Regions from separate parts of the Homo sapiens genome. Here region 1 is linked to region 2. A link is a loop called in an ENCODE intact Hi-C map of the cell type or tissue named here. Cell type or tissue: heart right ventricle. All regions are shown on one strand. Each heading gives the region's core, and the rest is flanking DNA. Links, peaks and the distances in the headings are about the cores only. Region 1 overlaps LOC105373418 (a long non-coding RNA gene). Region 2 has its middle 100 kb from the start of TAF1B.

Region 1 (10,175 bases), core at 994-8,993, 85 kb before region 2:
GAGCTAATGCCTTTGAGGTGTTTGCTATTGTCCTGGCACTTGGCAAACACATGATAAATATTAGCAATCACTTGCGAGGGGGTGTGGGGTTCGGGGGAGCTTTGCCCCTCCTCCCCCTCTCCAGGGCTGAGCAGCAGTGAAGAGCTTTCTGCATAAGAGAGAGCAAGAGAGATAAATAAACCCACATCTTCCTCTGAAAGAGGCTCCTGCTGGCTGGCTGCTCACCTGACCAAGTCTCCCTCCCAGCCTGTCTTCACTCTTTGGTCCACCCTCAAGGGAACCAGGTCACACAGCCTCAGCACTTCCTGCATGCCAGTCTCTAGCTGGTGCCTTCCACTGGCTGAACCCCATAAGAAACTAGAGGGCGGCCGGGTGCCGTGGTTCATTCCTGTAATCCCAGCGCTTTGGGAGGCCAAGAGTTCAAGTCCAGCCTGGGCAACATGGTGAAACTCTGTCTCTACAAAAAATACAAAAATTAGCAGGGTGTGCTGGTGCTGAGCTTGGCAGGTGGAGGTTGCAGTGAGCTGAGATGGTGCCACTGCACTCCAGCCTGGGCAACAGAGCGAGACTCCGCCTCAAAAAAAAGGAAAAGAAAAAGAAAAAAAAAAAAAAGAAAGAAACCAGGGCCAGGCACGGTGGCTCACACCTGTAATCCCAGCACTTTGGGAGGCCCAGGTGGGTGGATCATCTGAGGTCAGGAGTTCGAGACCAGCCTGGCCAACATGGTGAAACCCCATCTCTACTAAAAATACAAAAAGTAACTGGGCATGGTGGTGCGCACCTGTAGTCCCAATTACTCGGGAAGCTGAGGCAGGTGAATCACTTGAACCTGGGAGATGGAGGTTGCAGTGAGTTGAGATCACACCACTGCACTCCAGCCCAGGAGAGAGAGTGAGACTCCATCTCAAAAAAAAAAAAAAGAAAGAAAGAAAGAAAGAAACTAGAGGGCAAGGGATGCATTGATGTAGCTGGTATGCCCCAGCCTCTCTGGGCGTAGTGCAGGGTGAAGAAGGGTGGGGACAGCACTGGAGGGGCATAGCACCTGTCCTCTGATCCAGATGACAGAGAAAGAAGTCACAGTCTAAGGGTCAGAAAACCTGAGCCCTACCCCCAGGGTTTCCCCTGACTGATTGCGTGAATGTGGGCAAGCCCCTGGTCTGCTCTGAGCCTTCGTTTTCCCATCTAGAAAATGACAAAGTTGGAGCAGTGACATCCAAGTTCCCTCCAAACCTAACACACTGTCTTTTACTGACACTGCTGCAGATGAAGTAACAAGGCAAAACTATGTTTGCCATTAGCTCTCAGGGAAATGCAAATGAAACCTACAATGAGACACCACTTCACACCCACTAGGATGCATCAAAAGACAGCTACATATCAAAAAGACAGATCATAATGTGTTGATGAGGATGTGGAGGCACTGGAGCCCTTGTGTGCTGCTGGTGAGAATGTTAACTGGGGCAGACACTTAACAGTGGCTGGAAAATTGTCTAGCAGTTCCTCAAAAGGCTAAACAGAGTTACCACATGACCCTGCCATTCCACCGCTGCATATATTTCCAAGAGAAATGAAAACATATGTACACACAAAAACTTGCACACAAATGCTCATAGCAGCATCCATAATGCATTCCAGATAAACAAGATCGACAGGATGGAATGCTATTAGACAACAAAGGAAATAAAATGCAACATGCATAAACCTTGAAGACATTATGCTACACGAAAAAAGTCAGTGGGCAAAGGGCTAATATCCAGAATCTACAAATAAACAAATGTACAAGAAAAAAATCAAACAACCCCATCAAAAAGTGGGCAAAGGATATGGGCAGACACTTCTCAAAAGAAGACATTTATGCAGCCAACAGACACATGAAAAAATGCTCATCATCACTGGCCATCAGAGAGGTGCAAGTCAAAACCACAATGAGATACCATCTCACACCAGTTAGAATGGCAAACATTAAAAAGTCAGGAAACAACAGGTGCTGGAGAGGATGTGGAGAAATAGGAACACTTTTACACTGTTGGTGGGACTGTAAACTAGTTCAACCATTGTGGAAGACAGTGTGGCGATTCCTCAAGGATCTAGAACTAGAAATACCATTTGACCCAGCCATCCCATTACTGGGTACATACCCAGAGGATTATAAATCATGCTGCTATAAAGACACATACACTTGTATGTTTATTGCGGCACTATTCACAATAGCGAAGACTTGGAACCAAACCAAATGTCCATCAATGATAGACTGGATTAAGAAAATGTGTCTCATATACACCATGGAACACTATGCAGCCATAAAAAGGGGTGAGTTCATGTTCTTTGTAGGGACATGGATGAAGCTGGAAATCATCATCTTGACCAAACTGTCGCAAGGACAGAAAACCAAACACCGCATGTTCTCACTCATAGGTGGGAATTGAACAATAAGAACATTTGGACACAGTGGGGAACATCACACACCAGGGCCTGTTGTGGGGTCGGGGGAGCGGGGAGGGATAGCATTAGGAGATATACCTAATGTAAATGATGACTTAATGGGTGCAGCACACCAACATGGCACGTGTATATATATGTAACAAACCTGCACATTGTGCACATGTACCCTAGAACTTAAAGTATAATCAAAAAAAAAAAAAAGAAAAGAAAAAAGTCAGTAGGAAAAGGCCACACATTGTATGTGTGACCTGCCTACTTCCCTCTCCCTGATGCTTCCTCTCTGGTCAGTTCCTCTCTTTGGGTTCTGGTCATTATTTTTTTCCCTTTGTCCCTCAGGACTAGGGGTGGTAACTGCTCCTTCTGTTTCTTACCCCAGGGAACTGCATCCATTACTGATTGCCATAAACATTTTCCTCCGCTTCGTGAATAGTTCTTGATTAAACTTTCCTCCTGTTTCCCAACTTGTGCATCTGTATCTTGATGCAGTGACTTACTCTCCATCCATCCATCCATCCATCCATTCATCCATCCTTCCATCATCCATCCACCCATCCACCCATCCACCCATCCACCTATTCATCCATCCACTCATCCATCTAACCATCCATCCATCCATCCATCCATCCATCCATCCATCCATTCATCCATCCATCCATCCACCTATCCACCTATTCATCCATCCACTCATCCATCTATCCATCCATTCATCCATCCATCCACCCATCCACCTATTCATCCATCTACTCATCCATCTATCCATCCATCTATCCAACCTCACACCATGCATACCCCCATCCATCCATCCACCCAATCACCCATCCACCTATTCATCCATTCACTCATCGACCTATCTATCCATCCATCCATCCATCCTTCCACCCTCCAACTAGTGCCCCATCCATCCATGCACCCATCCATTCACTCTTTCATTCAGGAGCACAGTGCAGAGTTCATTCTGGATGCTCAGTATATTCAGCAAACACTGAGTCCGTACTGCTCAGCAGGTGGCCAGTGCTAGGCCCTATGCCAGGAATATAGGTAATTAAACACAGCCTCTGTTCTCCAGAAGTTGGTGATACAGTCTAGGGATAAAAATGAAATATACATATCTCGTGTCCTGTCTAGTGAGCCAAAAAAAAAAGAAGGAAAAGAAAAGAAAAGAAAAAGCCTTAGCAATTACTTAGCAAGGTTAGCAATTACTTAGCAAGATTTGGAGACTTAGAGGGTACATTATGGGTTCTATTATTTTTAAGTTTTGAAGCAGTTTGGGAGCGTATGATGCTTCACCCTCCACAGGCTCCAAAAACCACCAAGAACTGAGCCTGCTATGAGCTGTCACTAGGTAGGGACCTAGCCTACTATTCTTGTATATCTGGGGCCCAGCACATAGTAGGTGCTCTGGGAAGTCAGCAGAATTTAATGAACTCTGACTTGAAGACAAGGCTCTACAAAAACAGAGATGTAGGGAACAGTCTGTATTCAAAATGTTATAGTAACAAGCAGTCAGCCAGACTGCATGGTGGAAAGACTGCTCCGCCTCTCTCTCTTCTCCATCTCTATGGTGACTGTTAACGGAACTGGTCAAGGTCGAACATGGTCAACCAAGCAGCAATATCCCAGGGACTCCGGCAGCTGCAGCTTAGGTTTATACCACTGCTTGGAGGTCTTCTGTATTTCAGATTATGAATATTTGTGCATTATATGAGAGTCTTTTTTGTTATTGCACAAATATGATAAAGTCATTAAATACATTTTTAAGAAAGAAAAATAAACCATCCCTTTGCCATTGGACTGATTGAATGTTTGCATTTCCCTTCCAGCCTTTGTCTATTTCCATATGCATTTCATCCTCCTCCGTGGTAACACAGTGAACCTATAATTTTGTATTCTGCTTATGATGCCTTTTTAAAAAAGCATTGTTCTTTCATGGAGATTCCGTGCTTGGGGCCAATCTTTGTTGGCCCATCAGTTTTCCTCTTAGGAGCACGTGGTGGAAAAGACAATGGGAGATGCTTTCATTGCTTCTATTGGGTGTCTGTGAACTGCTTTGTTTCTACAGACTAAGGAGTTAGCGTAAGAACAGAACAGAACAGACTTTTCATACAGATTATTCGTATTGTTATCTCAATGGGGTGTTTTATTTGTATGGGAGGAAACCTCCCATATAAATCAAGTGGACACAGCATGGATGTTAGCCTGAACAACCAGGAGTTTTATTCTGAGATAGTCACTAGCTGTGTGACCTTGGGCCGCTAACCTAAATCTCTGGTCGTCAGTTTCTATCTCTGAAAGTAAGAACAACATCTATGTACTAGGACTGGGGAGAGGAGAGAATGATGTGAGATAGAGATTGCGTTGTGTGTGTGTGACTCTATAGAACTATAGTTCTCTGAATGATACTGAGATTAACCTTGGGCAAGCCTCTCTGATCCTTTGCTTATATATACGTGAAATGAGAAGATAAAGGTCCCAGTGAGACTGAATGAGATCATGAGTACGAAAGTGTCCTGTTAGTGAAAATGCACCTGGTCATCATTCCACTACATCTTCCTGTCTGTTTTCTCTTGGCCCTAGAAAGTGCTGTGGAAGCTTGGGGGTGAGTTCTGAAGTGTGTACACAACTGGAACCAGAGCAGCCACTGACTGCCTTGGGCCAGCAGCTTCTGGAGCCCAAACTTGGACCTCTGCATCCCTCCTGGGGCCCCAGCTCTAAGTACTGGGGTACGGTGCTGAATGGGGCGGGGAGGCTGTCAGCTTTCCTAGCTGCCTCTGTGTGCTGTGCTCTCTCCAGGGCCCAGTTCTCCAGGAGAAGGAGCAGGAGCAGGTATGCTGAGGACTCCATGAGAGCCAGCCTTTTGAATAGCAGCAAGTTTGTGGGGGCATCTGGGGACAGGGTCTGGGACAGCCCAGTCCAGCCCAGCCCAGGCAGGGGAGACGGCAACAGCAGCAACTCTGCTAGAAGTGACATGCAGATGTTGGCTGAAAGCCATCTACCCTCCCTCCTTCCTTTTCTTTCATCTTCCCTTTCTTTCCCACTCTCCCTCCTGTCTTCTCTACTCCACTTCTCTCCTTTCTTCCACAGTGCTATGGCTGCCTACGTGATGCCAAGCACCATGCAGTATTAGCAGCCACAGGCTGCTTACCCGGAAAACTGGACTTTTGTGCTCACAGGCTTTAAGAGAGATGGGGACAGCCTGGACTGCATGCAGAGGGAGCCACTAGGGCTGCTGGGGAGGTTCGAGACACGTCACAGGGGTTACCTGAAGGACTGAGGCTATAGCTTGGAGGAGACTCTGAAAACTGTTATCAGATATTCGAAGAACTGTCCATTGAAAGAAGAACAAAAAAAATTTTTTCCCAGCCAGGCATGGTGGCTCACAACTGTAATCCCAGAACTTTGGGAGGCTGAGGTGGGCAGATCAACTTGAGGCCAGGAGTTCGAGACCAGGCTGGCCAACATGGCGAAACCCCATCTCTACTGAAAATACAACAAATCAGCTGGGTGGGGTGGGGTGTGCCTGTAGTCCCAGCTTGGGAGGCTGAGGCCCGAGAATTGCTTGAGCCAGAGAGGCGGAGGTTGCAGTGAGCTGACAGCATGCCACTGCACTCCAGCCTGGGTGACAGAGCCAGACCCTGTCTCAAAAAAAAATTTTTTTTTCTTTTTTTCTGTGAAACCCAAAAGGAACAATTAGGTAGAGAGTTTCAGCTCTGTATCTGAGTGTCCTTTCATAATCTGAATTGTCCCAGGGTGGAAGAGGCTTCCCTGGAAGGTGAGTTCCTTGTCACCAAAGACCCTCAAGGACAGCAGGGACCACTCGGTGGCCAGAATGCTGGAGAGGGGAATTCAAACTTTTGCTGCAGTGGGAGTGCGTCAGACTCGATGACTGTCAGACTCTGGTCTTCCTTCGATCTTTGAGCTGAGAGTGGAAGAAGATGAAGTGTGACTTAGCTATTCAACCACGCCACAACCCCAAGCATCTTTAGTTTTTGTTCTGATTTTTATCTTCAGTAGCTGACTGACTGGGCATGAGTAATTCCAACTCCCCAGGCCGGGTGCACTTCACAGGCATGTTTCAGAATAAAATAGAACCTATGGCTCCAGCCCACCTTGACTGTGGTCACCAAAGATGCTTACCCTGACCCTGGGGTAAGAAATGAGCCCTTGGAGGGTCCTGGGTGTGCCCAGCCCCCACTGATGTGACTGGCAGCCCCCACCACAGTCTGCAGCCCCAGGCAGGGAAGCCTCCCCCTCCAAAGTTCTAGAGGGTTTTTAAAAATGTTTAAAGACATTTACAGCAAAACAAAATCAATTATCAAGTTTTGAGTCACCTCTCTTGCAAATAGAAACTTTTCTGTAAGAACTGCTTCTACTAGGCTGGGTGTGGTGGCTCATGCCTGTAATCCCAGCACTTTAGGAGGCTGAGGTGGGCAGATCATGAAGTCAGGAGTTCGAGACCAGCCTGGCCAACATAGTGAAATACTGTCTCTGCTAAAAATATAAAAAATTAGCTGGTCGTGGTGGCGTGCGCTTATAGTCCCATCTACTCAGGAGGCTGAGGCAGGAGAATCGCTTGAACCCGGAGGCGGAGGTTGCAGTGGGCCGAGATTGCACCATTGCACTCCAGCCTGGGTGACAGTGTGAGACTCTGTCTCCAAAAAAAAACAAAAAAAACAAAACAAAGAACAAGAAACAAAACAAAAGAACCGCTTCTACTGGGAAAGAAAACCAGAGAGAAAACCATTTATAGATTATCTCAGATTTACAAGTGAGAACCACAGGCCTGACCCCAGTTCACCTATGCCAGGGCTGAGTCTACACAGTCAACAGCCTCAGGATGCAGGGATGAGTCAGTGTGAAACAAAGACTCAACCCCCATCTAACGGAGCCCTTTCCCTGCTGTGCTCAGCCTGCACGGAATCTGCTTCTAGACAACCCAGACAGCCAGAAGCCAATGCATCTGACTGAGAGGAGTGGATAATGACTTCCCTTTTTAAAAACTTTCTTATTGGCTGCGCACGGTGGCTCACGCCTGTAATCCCAGCACTTCAGGAGGTCGAGATCGGCGGATAGACTTGAGGTCGGGAGTTTGAGACCATCCTGGCCAACATGGCGAAACCCCATCTCTGCTAAAAATACAAAAATTAGCTGCGTGTGGTGGTGCACGCCTGTAGTCCCAGCTACTTGGGGTGCTGAGGCACGAAAATCACTTGAGCCTGGGAGGCAGAGGTTGCAGTGAGCCTAGAAGACAGAGCAAGACTCCATCTCAAAACAAAAACCAAATAAACAAAACACCTTTCTTATTGAGGGGTAGCACATCTGCCACCAAGCATGCTTCTGATGGTCCCTCTAGAAGTCTCTTCCCCGGTATCTGGATTTGAGTGGGGTGACAAAAAGGCTGAACATGACTGGAGCCTATGCTATGGCTTCTGTCCCCTAAGTCCCCAGAGCTCCTCTGGTGTCTGTCCTCTCTGAAGCTTGGTTCTTCAGCTTTTCCATTAGGACTGTGAGTTCTCTCACATCCGGAGGTCGCTTCTGTTGTTTACAATCAAAGAACCTTGACAAAGAGAAAGTGCCTACTTGGTCTCCGTAGCTCCAGGGCCAGTGTGTGGCCTGACACACAGTCAAGTTCAAAAATGTTTAACTAAGTTGAACTGTGATGACTCCCCCCCTTTCAGTCTGGGGATCAGAGACAGAGTTGCCTGGGTGTCCTTGATGGAAGAAGCTCTTCCTGATCACTTTGGCTCGAACGGCACTTGCAGGAGAACCTGCTCAGTGCCCTTGGCCCCAGGCCGGGGGTACCACATGACTCTGTGCAAAGCTTTGCAGAAACTAATGGGACCCTAACCCCATCTTGAGAGCTTGCTTCCTCCTTCCTGTTAGGCATGAGCCCGATGCCAAGGCCCTGTGGAATTCTGACCTAACTTTCCCACTTCCAGCCTTCCCAAAACAAAGTTTCTACTTCTCTCCTGCCTCTCTGTTCAACCCCTAACCACCCAATTCTGCTTCTTCTAGGAGTTCTCAAAACACTAATAACAGTATTTAAGTGTATTAGCTGACTGAACGTACAGGAATGTTAAGAATCAGAAATCAAATTGGATTTTATAAAAATGAGGGTTTAGAAGGAAGGTTTTAATACAGGCGATTAAGCTGTAGGCTCCAGAATGGGGGAAGGTGTGAAGCCCCACACCTTTTCTCTCTTCTCCAGTGCAGACTCCATCCAGCACTCACTGTCAATGTTACTGCCATGGAAGTTGGTTAATCACTGCTGCGAGGTGGCCTCCAGGGGTGGTGTGGTATTGTTTCTTAACTGCACGCAAGGCTTGAGGACTTAACTCCTCTTTGTCCCTCCACCTTCTGCTCACAGAGGGTAGAGATTGTCTCACTCATCTTTGAACACGCAAAAAAGCTACTCAGTAAACGAGCAGTGGATAGATGATGCCTCCTGGAGCCTATTATTGCTTTCCTTTTTTTTCCCAAATGTAACCTTGTTTATAGACATTTCTCATAAAAGTAGAGAAAATTGCATACTACCATATTATACCTACCACCCAGCTTCAACAATGATCATCATTTTGCTATTTTTAGTTCATCTACACTCGCACCAACATTTTTTTTTTTGCTAGAGTCTTTTAAAGCAAATCTCAGTCATCATGTAATTTCATCCATCAAGATTTCAGTATAGATTTCTAATAGGAAAGGACTTCAAAAAAACAAACTCAACTACATGCCATTCTCAGACCTAACAGAATATATTTCTTTTTCTTTTTTGAGGGGGGTGGGTGGGGGGAAATGGCGTCTTGCTCTGTCGCCTAGGCTGGAGCATCACAGCTCGCTGCAACCTCGACCTCCTGGGCTTAAGCAATCCTCCCACCTCAGTCTTCTGAGTAGCTGGGACCACAGGCACATGCCACCACGCCCAGCTAATTTTTAAATTTTTTGTAGAGACAGGGTCTCCCTACGTTGTCCAAGCTGTTCTCAAACTCCTGGGCTCCAGTGATCTTCCCATCTTGGCCTCTCAAAGTGCTGAGATTACAGGCATGAGCCACTGCGCCCAGCCAATAAGTTTCTTAATATTATCCCACATGTAGGCCACATTCCGTTTTCCTCAGTTGTCTCAAAACAGTCTTTTTACTGTTGGTTTGTTCAAATTAGGATCCTTAAAAGAGTAAGTGTGGTGTTGGATGGGTATGTTTCTTATGTCTGTTCCCCTTCTTTTTTTTGTTTTTGTTTTTTTAAATGCCATTTAATTGTGGAAGAAACCAGGCCATGAGTCCTGCAGACATTTTCCACAGTTGTTTGGATTTGGCTGATGGCATCCCCACGGTGACATTGAGCACACTCCTCCATCCCGGGGTAGCAGAGGTTTGCATGCCACACTGCCTGGGCATGCCTGGTTTCAGCATTGCTTACATTCTGGAAATTGTGGCCCCACGTTAAGCACTGCAGCTGTTATTCTGCTTCACTGACTCATGGTTTTCTCCTGAACATCGTGTGTGTTCGTCGGGAGAGGGAGGTAATGGGGGAAGGACTAACGCTCCCAGGACAACCATTAACCAATGAAATGGCTGGGCACAGCGGCTCATGCCTGTAATCCCAGACTTTAGGAGGCCGAGGTGGGAGGATCACTTGAACTCAAGAGTTCCAGACCAGCCTGGGCAACATAATAAGACCTTGCCTTTACAAAAAAAATTAAAAATTAGCTGGGCATGGTGGCATGTGCCGGTAGTCCCAGC
Region 2 (10,175 bases), core at 739-8,738:
GAAAAAATGGAATAAGAAAATCAATCAATACAATACAAAAGAAGGTAAGAAAGAGGGAAAAAACCCAACAGAATAAGTGGGATGATTAGAAAGCACAAAATAAGATGGTAGGAATGATTCAAATATGTCAATTATTTCCCAATAAATGTAAACAGACTAAATTATCTGGATAAAAGACAAAGATCATTGGAATGGCTGAAAAAATGGTGGTTAGAAGAGATTTATTAACAACATAAGAACAAAGTCAAAAGTAAAAGGATGTTTAAAGATGTAAGTAAAATATTAACCGAAAGAAATGATAAGAATATTTATTTAAAAATGAGAAAACAGACAATATGACCTTTATCACTATTTCTATTTTGGATTTCATGGAGTCTTAGTATAATAAAAATATTAAAATAAAACATGTAAACACTAGAAAGAAAAAAATTGCCATTATTCACAAATTACATAATTGTCTTCAAAGAAAATTCAAAATAAACTACAAACCTACTCACATGGTAAAAATTTAAATAAGTATTGAGTGAAAATTAACTTCCCTCTTATCCTGGTCACCAGCTCTCCTTCCCCGCAGCAACTACTGTTACTGATTTTCTAGAATACCCTTTCAAATATATTCTATCTATCTTCAGACTTAATGATTATACTCCAAGACCCCCTGTGTGATTCTTTTACAATCACACCCCCAGCAGCATTCTCAAAGGGCTTGTCTCCCATATTGTGTGTCTGGGGGAGCTCCATTCAATGTGTTGGCAGTTTCACTGAGCACCCACTATGTACCAGGTACTGTGCTGGGGACTAAAAGATGAAGAAAACATTATCCTTCCCTGAAGGTTCTCAGGATCTAGTGAGGACAGAGACAGGGAACCAACTAAGCCTCATATGGCAGATCAAATGATAGATGTCAGGTGTCATAATGGAGTTAGAGAGAGGTAAAGAAAGCCTGGGGAAGCCCAGACGAAACAGGAATGGACTTGGCATCAAAATAGGACTACAGAGGAGGAACTTGAAGAACAAGTAGGGTTTTCAGGTGTAAAGGAGGTGGGGAAAAGCATTGTAAGCTAAGGGAATAACACGATGAAGTGCAGAGACACAGAAGAGCTTAGCATGTTTGCCAAAGTGGGGAAGTGGTCTGATGGGGCTTTGTGGTTTGGGGCAGGGTGGTGCTGGAATGGAGAGGCCAAAACAAGCCAGATGGTAAAGAACCTCAAATGTTAGGCCAAGGGTTTATGACTCAGGCACAGGCAAGGGGGAGAGAAGAGAGGGGTGATGTGAGCAGGTTCATGTTTCCAGAAGCTCACTCTGCCTTGTTTAGGGGACCCATGTCCCTGTCCATTCCCTCTTCCTAGACCTCCCCTCCACCAAGGCGGTCTTTGTTTTCTGGGTGCTCTGGGAAGAAGTGTGGGATGGATTTGCTCTAATACTGAACAGTTCTCTGCAACTTCAGAAATACCTATCATCAAGCTTGAGGGGCAAAACTGCAGAAGTAGTTTAGGGGAAGAAGCCTGACCCCTAAATAGGGGATGTTGTATCATAATTTTATCCCACATGACTGTCATATTTCAAGGCCTGGGGCAAATGGCACCTCTTCCAAGAAACTACAATGTCACTATTATCTTTTCTGGAGAAACTTTCTTTAACTTCCTTATGCTCATCTAGCACGTCCCCTACTGACTCTGTTGGAACACCTGCTGGGCCTGCCCTTGTATGAATTTAGTTGGATTATATGGATCCATTAAGCAACTGCAGAGGTCCACCCATGCCAGGACCTGCACCAACTCTGAGGATGTAGAAATGAAAACATTGAGTCCTTGTCTTCAAGGAAGGAAGCTCACCCCAGAGATCACCTGGAGATCTTTATCTGCACAGTAAGACATTTGTTCCTGTGCAGCTCTGCCTCTCACCTTCCTGTAACTTGTCCCATCTAGCTCTGAAAGAGAATCAATTACTAACCATTGTCTGAGCATTGGGCCTAGTCATTTCCCCACTCCCCTCTCTGTTATGAAGAGGGCATTAAGCCTCAACCATCTGGTCCCTCTTCGAGTTCATGTTTTGTAAACACTCTTGCACATCTGTGCACATAATACCTTTGTTATGATTTTCTCTTGTTAACATGCTTTTTGTTGTAGGGGTGTTGGCTGTGACCCTTTATGATGGGGAGAAAGGGGATCACCCCTTTCTGTCCCTACCTTTTCAAGGTTTATGTACATTCTAGCATGTGTCAGAATTCCATGCCTTTTTATGGCTGAATGATATTCCATTATGTGAATATGCCACGTTTCGTGTATCCATTCATCTGTTGAAGGACATTTGGGTTGTTTTGCTATGGTCAATAATGCTGCTATGAACGTGAGTGTACAAGTACCTGTGTGGGTCCCTAATTTTCATTCTTTTGGGTAGATACTTGGGAGTGGAATTGCTGGGTCACATAGCAGTTACTGTGTTGAACTGTGTGAGGAGATTCCTCCCTCTCAGCAGCTCTTATGCTCACCTTCCTTTCTGTGTCTACTGCTGCCTTCTGCCTTCAGAAGCCCCCTCCTTCTTTCTGCACCTGGGCTAAGACAGCAGCTTCCTATTCGGTGTCTGTTTCCCACATCCACCTCTAGAGCTCATCCCAAAGAGTGATGGTGCTGTGGACCAAATTGTCTCCCAAATGCACGCATTGAAGATCCTACCCAGGACTGACTGTATTTGGAGATAGGGCCTTTATGGAGGTAACTAATGTTAATGGCGGTTATAAGTGTGACCTCAGTTACCTAATCCAATAGGACTGGTTTGGAAATAGATTTCTGTTGCCTAAGCTCCCAGCCTGTGGTGTTGTATTATGGCAGCCTGAGCAGATGAATGCAGATGGTGAGCAGCTCTTCCCCTGAGCCACACTGCCGAGGCTGCCCTGCTCAGAAACCTTTGGTGTTGCTGCCCTGTAAGACGGAATCCTAACGCTTCATCATTCGAGGCCGGCCCGTTCTCAGCCTTGCCTGCACTTCCGGGACTGTCTCTCCTTGCTCTTCCATCCCCAGGCTCTTCTTCAGCTGAGCCAGTGTATTGGCTCTTTCTGGAATAGGTTTTGTGCATTTGGCCTCTGTCCAAATGTCCCACAACTCCCCCTAGTGCCCTACTCACCCTAGTACCCCCCACTTCCTCTAGTACCCCCTACTCCCCCTAGTGCCCTACTCCCTCTAGTACTCCTCACTCCCCCAGTAACCCCTCACTTCCTCTAGTACCCCTGGCTCCCCCACTATCCCCCACTCCCCCTAGTACCCCCTACTCCCTCTAGTACCCCCACTCGTCCTAGTAACCCCCACTCCTTCTAGTGCCCCCTACTCCCCCAGTACCTCCCACTCCCCCAGTGCCCCCCACTCCTCCTAGTACCCCCATTCCCTCTAGTACCCCTGACTCCCCCTAGTACCTCCCACTCCCCCTAGTGCCCCCCACTTCCTCTGGTACTCCCCACTCCTCCTAGTGCCCCCCACTTCCACTCCCCCAGTCCCCACCAGGCACTTTGGAATGCCTTCTCCTGCTTTCTGCTTATTCCCCTCCTGCAGAAGCTCCCCTTGGGGATGGGGTGCAGGAGTCCAGTGATGTCCACTCGAGAAGCTCCTTGGGACATTTGCATTAGTACTATCTCTGTGCACATACAGTGGCGCACACAGTTGTTCAGCCCAGAAACTTGTGAACACACAGCTACTACTGACCAAGCACCTATTCCATGAGGACTTTAAGAGGATACTTTGAGATATAAATAACAGAAAAAGTCAAAATGGCTTGCAATAGTCATAGCTGACACTTACATGACACTTACCATGTGCCAGACGCGATTTGAATACTTTCTACACATTAACCCCTTAAATCCTCACAATGATCTCATAAACCAGATACGGTTATTATCACCATCCCCATTTCACAGATGAGGAAACTGAGAAGAGAGAGAAAATAAACAAGCCAAAAGTCCTCAGTAGTAGTGGTGGTGGATTGGGCAGTCAAGCTCTAGAGCCTTTGCCCCTGACCCCCACTGTCCCGTGTCTCTGACCTTGGGACAGCATTCTCTCACTTAATGAGATGTCTCAAGTTGGGGACATCCCAAGGGAAATTAATTCAACCGCTCAAGGCTGTCACCAAGGACTTGGCTTCTTTTCATCTCGACACTCTGCCATCGTTAGCCTCTTGGCTTTTATGTTGGGTATTATCCCTTTATGTCACAATATGGCTGCAGCAGTTCTAAGTATCATGTTCTCACCCAACCACACCCAAAGGTCAGAAAGAGAGAAAGCCCCTTCTTTATAGCTCTTTTTTTAAGAGTAAGGGAAACTTTCCCCAAATTCATCCAGACACTTCCTCTCGTGTCTTGTTAGTCAGAATGAAGTTACACGCCCGTTCATAAACTAATCACTGGGTCACCGTGACTGGCTTAGACCAATCAAGACACTGTGCTAGGCTCCCAGGGAGTCCTGCTTCTCCTGAAGCATGTGGCTGCCAGAAACCCTGAATAAAACAGGCCTCTGGCTTGCTGGTGAGGGAGAGGAACTGGAAGGGTTGCGGGCCTGTCACACAGCATCGCTATTTCTGGCTCCCACATCAGCCTTGTGAGATCAGGACTTTTATCGTTTTATGAATAAGGAAACCAAGACTCAGAGACAATGAGGTGCTTGGCCAAGGTCAGCGGCTGGTGAGTGACAGAGTCTGCATGCTCAGCCCATCCCTAGGAGTCTGGCAAGGCTGGAAATTGGTCTTTCTTTTCCCATCCTAGATGGATTGCGTTGGAAAGATTCAGGCTCCTGTCAGCTGGCTCTTGCTGTCCCTTCCTGACAGCTGCGACTCTGAGAACAGTTTAATTTCAGAAACCCTCACACGGTGGCTCCTCTCCCTGCCAGGCATCAGGAGGCCCCAGAGGAGCAGCAGAGGCAAGACTCGCTGTCCAGACTCCCTTCTGAGGAGACTGCGGTCAGGGAGCCCAGGCTGACCCTCGTGTTCTCATGCCTCGGTCCTGTTGATAAGAGGGAAGTCTGTGCTGGGTTCCTATCCACAAAGCCCTTGCGGGGAATGGGTCCCACACGCCGCTTCTGCAGACCCAGCTCATCCTGTTTCCGGTTTCTATTTTGTTTTTTCTTTTTTTTTTTTTTGATACGGAGTCTCGCTCTGTCGTGATCCGCCCGCCTCGGCCTCCCAAAGTGCTGGGATTACAGGCGTGCGCTACCGCGCCCGGCCCTGTTTCTGGTTTCCAATTCTCTTAGGATGTCAGTGCCTTTGATCCTCTGAGCCCCCGGAAGGGCTCAGCCCTCTCACATCTGCCTTCCTCCTAGAGGTGTGACGCCTGCCCTTCCGCCAGGGCGAGGCAGGGGAGTGACTTGGCGCCCGAGTCCCGTTTCCCGTCCCCTCTCCGTTGCCTGTGCTCAGAGCCAGGGACTCTGCTATTTGTAGGCCCCGCGGGCTCTGTCTGGGGTCTTTCCCCAGGGGAGGGTGTGCGTCCGGGAAGGAGAGGCAGCCTGGAGTTCCTTCTGGATACCGGCCAGGCCTGCGCTATTTGCCTGGAGAGGCCATCGGCATCACTGAGAAGGTCCCTGGAACTCGCTGCTCAGACACATATGTGGCAGCCAGTCAGGAGCTACGTTCTTCTTTGCTGGAAACAAGCAAGGATAGACTGTGATTTTCCTCTCCCTCTGTTGTGTATTTTTCACTCCTGTCTCTCCATCAACCCACCCACCCATCCATCCATTCATCCACTCATCCATCCACCCACCCACCCACCCATCCATCCATCCATCCATCCATCTACCCATCCACCCACCCATCCATCCACCCACCCATCCATCCATCCTACCATCCATCCACTCATCCATCCACCCACCCACCCACCCATCCATCCACCCACCCATCCATCCATCCATCTACCCACCCACCCACCCATCCATTCACCCACCCATCCACCCATCCATCCACCCATCCATCCACCCATCCACCCACCCATCCACCCATCTATTCACCCATCCACCCACCCACCCACCCACCCACCCACCCATCCACCCATCTATCCATCCACCCACCTGTCACATAGTGTGGCAAATACAACAACGACTCACATGTGGTTCCTGCCCCTACACCCTCAACACTCATACCCTAGTGGGGACTCCTCCAACCAACGAATGCAGAAGGTTTTAGCTCCCTGATGGGCATTTGTATTTGAAGTTGGGGGGTGGGGGGCTGCACAAATGTGCACAACTTAATAGAGGTCCTTCTGGCATTGTGCCAAAGTGAAGCTGAGGAGGAGTTAAATTTTTATGTTTTTTTGGTTGTTCAGCCTCTGTAGAGAGTCTCAAAAATTCTCGATGCCAATTATATTTCAAGTTGTCATGACAAGCTATAGGGAAAAGTTTTCAATTAGCAATAATCATGTCTCAGGCAAACCTCATTGGCTATGGTACCGCCACTGCAGAAATCTGAGGAGTTATTTTTAAGCAAGGGCTCTGCCTTCCCAGCGTGTCTTAAATTTCTCCAGGGTGAGTCAGATCACCCCTGTTCTTGGGGACCTCTTACACCAGCTACTGGTCGCCAGGTCTAGGGGAGGTTAGTGACCTCAGCCCTGGAAGGGGAGCCTCAAAGTCACTGGTGAGCCTCAAAAGAGGCTGGCAGGGCTGCCTGCCCAGACCCATTTGCTACAGTTATAATGGGGAGTGTCCTTGGGTAATGAACTGCTATGTAGAGCTCCTGATTAAGCACTAATTAATTATTAATGCACTGTGTCATAATTTTGCCTGGCCCTTTCTATGCCAAAGAATTGTATCCCACAATTCCATTTGTGATCCTGCATTTTCTGATTTGTGGCCATGGTGGCCCCTTTTCAAGCTCACCTGTCTCTGCAGTGGCCAGATGGATCACTGAGGGTACATGCACCACGAGGTCATTGTCCACTGGTAGTAGGTGGCATGGATGACGACTCATGGGTGTAACGTGTGAACAACAACAGATACACCGGCTGGAGTCAGCCACACTTGGAATTCTGGCTGTAATGCTACTGTGGTTTGGATATTTGTCTCCCGAAACCTCATGTTGAAATTTGATCCCCGATACTGGAGGTGGGGGCCTATGGGAGGTGTTTGGGTCATGGGGACAAATCCCTCATGAAGGTCTTGGTACTGTCCTTGTCCTTGTTATAATGAGTAGGTTCTTGGTCTATTAGTTCCCTCAAAGGCTGGTTGTTTAAAGAGCCTGGAACCTCCTCCTCCTCTCTCTGGCTTTCCCTCTCCCCATGTGATTCTTACACATACCGGCTTCCCTTTGCCTTCTGCCATGAGTGGAAGCAGCCTGAAGCCCTCACCAGAGGCAGATGCTGGCACCATGCTTGTTGTACAGTCTGCAGAACCATGAGCCAAAGAAACCTCTTTTCTTTATAAGTTACCCAGGCTCAGGTATATCCTTTATGGCAATGCAAATGGACTAAGGCAAATGTACTCACCTTGGTGTTACCTCAATCATGTTACTTAACCCTTTGAGCCCTTCTCATCCATACAGGAAGGAGAAGAGTAGCACCTGCCTCACGTGTTTAACCAGAAAGAGGACCTCAGGCTCCAGTGATGGATCGGGACATGTCTTGTCCTGAGGTTTCCTTTGCTGTACTTCACTTGGGGCCATCTCAGGAACCAGTGTAAGGTCACTGGAGATGCCACTTGGAGGAGGCACTCAGCTGTGCCTCTGGCCTGCACCTGTGCTTGGTTTATGGGTGGGGTCAGTTGTTGGGACTATTTTAGTTACAGGTTCCAGAAATCCATCTTCAAACTGCAAAGGGGAATTCTTGTAAGGATTTGGGGGTGTCTCCCAGAATCTGAGGGTAAGAACTGAGCTGGCTTTCAGGAGCAATGGGAACTCATGGTTCGGCTCCACCTGAGTCTCATCCTGGCTTCTCTTTGTGAATCTGCATTTTTCTTTTCCTGGAGATGAGATTTTCCTCCTTCTCTGTCCATGTGGCATGACATGTAGTCACCACTGCTCCCAAAATTTAGCTTCTCGTAATCCCAACGCTTTGGGAGGCTGAGGCAGGTGGATCACCTGACTTCAGGAGTTCAAGAGCAGCCTGGCCAACATGGTGAAACGCTGTCTCTACTAAAAATACAAAAAATTAGCCGGGCATGGTGGCAGGCGCCTGTAGTCCCAGCTACTCGGGAGGCTGAGGCAGGGGAATCACTTGAACCCAGGAAGTGGAGGTTGCAGTGAGCCGAGATCTCACCACTGCACTCCAGCCTGGGTGACAAGAGCGAAACTCTGTCTCAAAAAAAAAAAAAAAAAAATGCAGCTTCTCCATTCAAGTTATTAGTTAAGACTGAACTGACATGTCTTGGTCCTAAGTTCCAGATGTCCAGCTGGGGCCAGGGGTCTGCAGCCACACGTGGGGTCTGAGAGAGCTGGCAGCTTTGCTGGCAACATGTGAACAGTGAGAAAGCCAGGACAGCAGTCCTCAATGAGGCCAAGTGGTGCTGGGACGAGCGGGGTCCCAGGAAGAGGGGCTGTGGAAACTGCTCTACCGCCCCTGCCTGGGGCTGCTCACTGAGAGGACACACTTTCTTGAGTGTCACCATTCCTCCATGATGGCTTCCAAGAGGCTGAGTGAGCATGCGCTTAGGGCACCAGCAAGGCCAGCAACAACAGTGAAAACATTTTTTTTCCTGACAAAAATTGTTTGGGTTTTTTTGAGACGGAGTTCTGTCACCCAGACTGGAGTTCATTTGCTAGATCCCGGCTCACTGCATCCTCCGCCTCCTGGGTTCAAGGGATTGTCCTGTCTCAGCCTCCCGAGTAGCTGGGACTACAGGTGCGCACCACCACGCCCAGCTAATTTTTGTATTTTTAGTAGAGACAGGGTTTTGCCATGTTGCCCCAGCTAGTCTCAAACTCCTGGCCTCAAGTGATCCTCCTGCCTCGGCCTCCCAAATGCTGCAATTACAGGCATGAGCCACCACACCTGACCAAAAATTGTTTTTAAAAATCAAATTCATCATAGGAAAAAAATTAGAAGCCTTCTGGACTTTTCTTACACTTCTTATAAAGTTGTTGACTATTTTTATCTTGAATGATATTGTTGGGTGCATTGGATTGCATAGCGTCCCCCCAGAATTCATGTTCTTCATGAACCTCAGAGTGTGACCTTATTTGGAAATAGGGTCATTGCAGATGTGATTAGTGAAGATGGAGTCATACTGGAGTAAGGCAGACCCTAACTCCAAAAAAGATTGATGTCATATGAAGAGGAGAAGAGACAGAGACACCACACACCAGGGAGAGAGCCACACAGGGAGGCAGAGACTGAAGTGAGGCACCTGCAAACCAGGGAATGCCAGCGGCTGCTGATGACACCAGAAGCTACAAAAGTCAGGAAGGGTCCTCCCCTAGAGCCTTCAGCAGGATCACAGCCCCGTTGACATTCCTATGTCAGATTTCTAGCCTCCAGTGTGTGAGGGGACACGTTTGTGCTGTTCTAAGCCATTCAGTTTGTGGTTCCTCCTCACAGCAGCCACAGGGAATGTCCACTGGGTTGGGGAGTTTTAGGCTTTTCAATACTTGCAGCATAAAACGCCCCAAATTCTTAGTTTATTCCTGCCTAGAGATGAACAGCACAGGCTCCAGAGTTGTCTGTGTCTGAATGAAAACCTTAGCTTTGCTATTTATTAGTTATATTCCCTTGGGCAGGTAACGTAGCCTCTCTGTGCCTCAGTTTCCATGTCGGTAGAATGAGGTGAATAATCCTACCCAGGTAATGGAGGTGTAAATCAGCTACTGCATGCAAAGAGCTTGACAAGGCACCTGGCATGTGACAAGGCCTCAGTGTAAAACAGTTGTTCTCATCACATCCCTCAGCAGGTCGGACGATGGTGGGGGTGGCCAGTCCAGGGGCTGTGGGCTCCCTTTCTGGGTGGGCAGGCTGAGAGGGGTCATCTGCAGGGATCCGGCTTTGTTGAGGGTTGCCTGGGAACCATGAACTTCCTGCAGGAAGAACTCTTCTCCTGGGGCAGGCTGCTGTAGGAGGGGTCCTCTGGCACCGGGACAGGAACTGAAGCCGGTCTTGATCTGCTCAGGGACTCAGCAGAGATGCAGCCCCAAGCCACCCGGCTACTGGTCTAGTGGGGGAGGTGTTCACCACCAGGTCCTTTGCCCCATGATTCTCTGCCCGACGGAGGATTGGCCCCAGT

Evidence for each region. A loop is a pair of places that touch in the nucleus more often than their neighbours do. Peaks named below come from ENCODE experiments on the same cell type or tissue, not always from the same donor. Only the 100,000 strongest peaks of a DNase experiment are listed, where the experiment ranks them.
Region 1: a loop joins it to region 2, with 2.0 times the contacts of the local background. A loop is called at or near these places in 2 of 110 quality-filtered maps.

Annotation. Positions count from the first base shown.
Region 1 is chr2:9,649,241-9,659,415 of GRCh38, forward strand. All of the region lies in intron 3 of LOC105373418 (a long non-coding RNA gene), which reads left to right. Among named protein-coding and RNA genes, the nearest start is that of YWHAQ, 23 kb to the left of the region's middle. RefSeq lists enhancers at 1,072-1,653, 5,636-5,745, 6,069-6,308, 6,939-7,038, 7,090-7,591 and 3 more. In heart right ventricle, for the core only: no CTCF peak of the experiment used is centred there; no DNase peak of the experiment used is centred there.
Region 2 is chr2:9,734,348-9,744,522 of GRCh38, forward strand. It overlaps the pseudogene RNU4-73P. Among named protein-coding and RNA genes, the nearest start is that of TAF1B, 100 kb to the right of the region's middle. RefSeq lists an enhancer at 4,139-4,238. In heart right ventricle, for the core only: no CTCF peak of the experiment used is centred there; DNase peaks (open chromatin) are centred at 4,598 and 5,414; H3K4me3 peaks cover 1,256 bases; H3K27ac peaks cover 2,987 bases.